2 separate regions of the Homo sapiens genome follow, and region 2 is linked to region 1. Evidence: read pairs that join two places in POLR2A ChIA-PET (ENCODE). Cell type or tissue: GM12878. All regions are shown on one strand.

Region 1 (2,500 bases):
CCCAGCTAATTTTTTTTGTTTTTTGAGACAGGGTCTCACTCTGTCACCCAGGCTGGAGTGCAGTGGTGTGATCTCAGCTCACTGCCTCCTGGAACTCCCAGGCTCAGGTGATCCTCCCACCTCGGACTTCCAGGTAGCTAGGACTACAGGTGCACACCACCACATCTGGCTAATTTTTTGTAGAGATGGGGTTTTGCCATGTTGCCCTGGCTGGTCTCAAATTCCTGGACTCCAGCAATCTGCCCACCTCAGCTTCCCAAAGTGCTGGGATTACAGGCATGAGTCACCGCACCCAGCCCCTCACAGTTAATTTTTAAATTTAGTAGTTCTCTTTTACAGATGAGGAAATGAAACTCAGTCATGATAAAGGAACAGGTGAAAGGTCACCCAGCTAGTGAGTGGCAGAGACAAGACTTGAACTCAAGCCTGTCTCACTATGGAGCCTGTATTCTCATGCACTGTGTATAGTGCATTCCAGACTGTATTCATCTTGGTATCCCTATAGCACCTGAAAATCAGCATTATACTATGCCTTCCAAACATGTGTATATAGTCAATTATTGGTTGCAAGCAGCAGAAAACAACTCTGATTATTGTAAACAGAAAAGAGATTACAAGGCCACTTTGAATTTATAAGAAGCAACAAACAGATTATAAAAATGAAGATAGGGACAGGGTGTACAGTATAGTGACTATGACTAATAAAAATGTACTGTATATTTTAAATTTGCCTTCACGCACATGCACACATGTACACACAGAAAGGTAACTATATGGGCAAAAAAAAAAAAAAAAAAAAAAGATACAGAGGCCCAAGAAGCAGAATACAAGATAATCATCTTTGAGCAGGAACAATCCTACCAGGATGCCTTGGCCAAATCCTTCCAGTGCACATGGATTCTAACTTTCCATTCATCTTTGCCTCACACCACACATTTATTCCAAATATAAAGTCTAGGGTGACAGCATCTGATTGGCCAGCCCTTCATTTGCCTTTGTGCTAACTAAAAGCGTGTTGGGGAAGAGGTTAGTCTCTAGACCTTCCTACTTCCCTAGAGGGAGGCGTAGCTTGCTGTGACTGACGCAGTGGGAATTTCCCCCAGATAGAGGGAAGGCATAGATGCTAGGCTGCCACAAACATTGACAAATGTCCACCACAACAGGTGTGCATTAACTCAGGCCTACCACAATCCCTGAATTGCAATTTATGTCACATTTTAGTCCCCTTGCTGATACTAGAGAAACCCCAGAAGCATGATTACAAGTCATCATTTAGCATAGTTTAAGCACGTGATTCATTTTCATTTTTATTTTAGAAGGTGGCATTTTCTGACCCACCTTGGAGATGCGCCCTTTGAGGAGCCTGCAGCCTCCTGCACCTGAAGAAAGTGGCCCACTCATGAAAACGCCCAGGCTCCCAGTTGGGGAGAACCATCTCCACCAGAGGGGGATCCAGATCCAGTGGAGAAGAATTTTTTTTATTGTTTTTAGATAAACTGTCTTCAAATAGTGCAGCACGGGCACTTCCTGCCTCGATGGAAATTCAGCACACTTCCTGCTGCTCACCTGCCCCATCTGTGTTTATCTTCTGCCTCAATCATGTGAAGGCCAAATGGGTGGCATGAGTGCAACTGGGCCAGCTGTGGCTGGGGGCAGCAACAGCTCCATGTTTTGAGGCCAGATGGAGGCTGCTTTGGTCTAGGAGGTGGAGGGGAGCCAGTGGCTGCTTCAGGCCTCCCTGTGTGGAGTGCTTGGAGCTGGAAGTAGAAGCAGGGCCCAACTGGGGGCTCCATTGGATGAAGCACACCATCCCATCCAAAAGCCTGCTCCCAATGTCCTCACTGAGCTCTCTTTGTTTCTTTCTGTTTCTTCTATATGTATACATATCAAATATGTGTGTGTGTGTGTGTCTATGTATGTGTGTGAAACAGAAAGAAGCAAAGAGTCCTTTGCACTTTATCAAAGGTACTCTACTAATTCCTTTACACTTTTATCAAAGATATTCACTTGTCAGGGACACTAGAGCAGTGTCCAGGCTGCATGTAACATCAGCTGGGAAGCTTTTATAAATTAAAACAACTATAAAATAGTTGCAGGCATTTTCAAGTTTTTATTAAGCCTCATAAAAACTTGAAAATGTCTATAAGACACCTACACTACAGGTCTCCATGGCTCTCTGCAAAACATGACCAAGCTCAAAAAGACACACAAGGTTAGAAGACACCACAGATTTGGCAACAGCCCATGATCCTTGGGTTTATCTCCCCTCAGAGTGGCTCCTTAAAGTGACACTGGCACTTTTCTGAAACGCTTTCCTGCAGGTTCTTGAGCACACTCTAATGGAAGCTCTCTCTCAGAATTATGCACATGAGAGTGTCATTGTAGAATGCTTTTTAGCATATCCACCACAGGTATAATGAAACACAGGCTACATACTGATAAAATGGAAGGACCAAATGAAACAAGCCTATTCATACACATTTCTGTGTCTCTTTGCATC
Region 2 (2,500 bases), 240 kb after region 1:
GAGCTGGGGCTCTGGCCCTTTTTTGTGTCCACTTTCACCCGGGTAACTTTTTCCCTGGTGAAACCTACCTCCCAAATGTTTCTTAGAGGCAGCCTGGAGGGAGACCCGCAGTGGCTGTGAGCCTGGGGAGGGCTGGGTGGTGCTGGAGAGAGGTCTTATCAGATCTGGAGGTGTGGTTTGCTGCCTGCAGCTATGGGAATGCCTTCTTCCACGTCAGGGTTGTTTCCTCTTCTTGGAGTGGTCTGGGCTGCCTCAAAATCCAGGAAAGTGCGCCGCAGGTATTCTACTCCTGCCCGCTGGGTGTGTCTGGAGATGGACCATGCGGAGACGCTGGCCCACGGTGGCAGTGTCTGCAATGCCGGGGAGAAGCAGCAAAGCCTGTGGCCAAGTCTCTCTAAGCTATGCCTTTTTAAAAGGCCATCCTTTCAGAAGAGGCTGGTTGAGATCTCTTTTTTATGTTTAATTCAAAGGGAAAGCTGCATAGGTGCCTTTGGGGTTAGGGGAATGATCTTGGAGTAGAGAGGGCAGACACAGATGAAGAACGTGCTTGATCACCTGTTCTATGTTGAGCACTCCACTAGGCTCTCGGCATATGTTGCACCTTAACATTCACAATGATGCTATGAGGCCTTATCCTGATGTTGCAGATGAGGGAATTGCAGCTCAGAGGGATGGAGAGACTGTCTTAGCAGGTGGTTGAACCCAGGTTGACTGGTCTTGAGAACTTATGTTCAGAACTCCACAGCTGTTGCTGTGGCGGGGAGATTCTGTGCAGGGCCATGGTTGCTGAGACCAAGGAAATGGCCAATAATAAAAAGGGCTGGGCCGAGGGCATTCCGTGGCTCAACTCTAGATGTTTGGGCTTCCTGGTGGCCACCCAGGCTGTGCAGCCTCAGGGTTCGGGCATGGGTCTGCTTCCCTAATGTCCAGGCTAGCACATCCTCAAAGACAGGACTCTCAGCACCATGATGCAGCCCGCTCTACGCTTGTCTCATTCTGAGAAAGGAGAAGCTGCCTAGAGATCAGTTTACTCATAATTTTTTAAATGGCTACCTGTCTTATTCTTTCTGAACAGTTCCTCTGATAAACAGTGTATTCTTTAACTTTCTACTTTTAATTAAAATATTTACAAAATACATAATGATATATGTTCACTATAAAAAAGAAAGTACTAGATGTACAACAGTGAAAATCACCCATAATGCCACCTCTCAGAGTTAATTCCAGTGCACATTTTGTTGTATATTCTTCCTGCATTTGCATATAAATGTACATGTGTATATTTGTGGCACATACCATGTGCATTGCCTTGTAAATGTCTTCTGTCTGTATCAGCACATATACATATGCATCAGCACTATTAGTGGCTGCATTGTGTGGTCATACCACAAATTCATCTAACCGGTTTCCCTGTGTGGGCCATTCAGGCTGTTTCCAAGTCTTGCTTTTATAAATGGTGCTGCAACGAGTATCTTCCTACAAGTGAGATTTGCTGGGTCAAAGTATATGAATACATTTAATATCTGTCCTCGTCTTTAATATCTTTATGGCATCATAACTCCCCCTCTCCTAAGCAGGAATGGCAGCCTTCATACATTTATCCATTTGCCACTGCATCTGTAATCACACTGACGGCCAAGAGTTTAAAAGGAGGCTGGGCCTGGGTGCGGTGGCTCATGCCTGTAATCCCAGCACCTTGAGAGGCTGAGGCTGGTGGATAGCTTGAGTCTAGGAGTTCGAAACCAGCCTGGGCAACATGGTAAACCCCGTCTCTACAAGAAATAGAAAATTAGCCATGCATGGTGGCACGCTCCTGTAGTTCTAGCTACTCAGGAGGCTGAGGTGGAGGTTGCAGTGACCTGAGATTGCATCATTGCACTCCAGCCTGGATGACAGAGAAAAAAAAAAAAAAAAAGAGGCTGGACATGGTCCTCTGGCTGAGATTCTGGGATAAGTGTCAGGAACTATGGCTTCTAGTTTTGTGGTTGCTTGTGTCTGAGGTTCTGGGCTATGTGTCAGGCATTGTGGCTTCTAGTTTTTGTGGTTACCTGCAGCAAAGGGGGGCCCCCTGGGCTGACCAATTAGAAGAAGGCCTTTTCCTTGCTCCAAGATAGCGGAGGGAGGGGCTGGATTTCAGGTCTCCCTGTCCAGAGACTGATCAGCTTTGGTAGTACATAATCATATGGTGAGGTCTTGATCACTTGAGGCTCATGAAAGTCACTTTAACTGCATTCTTGGTTGCATCCCTAACTACAAATACTGATCACAGTGCTATTTGGGGTGCCTGGCTTTGGGGATGATTTAGTAGAGTTGTGGGTTCCTAGGGCTACAAAGGGTCTTGGAATTTCCATGTGGTCCAGCCCTCTCATCTTGCAGGTGAGGAAACTGAAGGCCTGAGGGAGAACTGACTTGCCAGGAACCCCTGTTAAGCAGAATTAACAAAGGGTGGTTATTAAAGGAGCACTGAGTTGGGAGTCAGACCTGGAGGCCCACACCCTTG

The links. ChIA-PET counts read pairs that join two places held together with the same protein. Peaks named below come from ENCODE experiments on the same cell type or tissue, not always from the same donor. Only the 100,000 strongest peaks of a DNase experiment are listed, where the experiment ranks them.
Region 2: POLR2A ChIA-PET joins it to region 1 with 6 read pairs; 1 of 35 experiments calls an interaction of 5 or more read pairs at or near these places.

The regions. Positions count from the first base shown.
Region 1 is chr17:27,216,676-27,219,175 of GRCh38, forward strand. No RefSeq gene overlaps it. Among named protein-coding and RNA genes, the nearest start is that of MIR4522, 76 kb to the right of the region's middle. RefSeq lists enhancers at 1,006-1,355, 2,444-2,493. In GM12878, no CTCF peak of the experiment used is centred here; DNase peaks (open chromatin) are centred at 367 and 1,136; H3K27ac peaks cover 2,500 bases.
Region 2 is chr17:27,461,570-27,464,069 of GRCh38, forward strand. All of the region lies in intron 1 of KSR1 (kinase suppressor of ras 1), which reads left to right. Among named protein-coding and RNA genes, the nearest start is that of KSR1, 6.4 kb to the left of the region's middle. RefSeq lists an enhancer at 1-669 and a silencer at 1,874-2,168. In GM12878, no CTCF peak of the experiment used is centred here; no DNase peak of the experiment used is centred here; H3K4me3 peaks cover 2,296 bases; H3K27ac peaks cover 2,136 bases.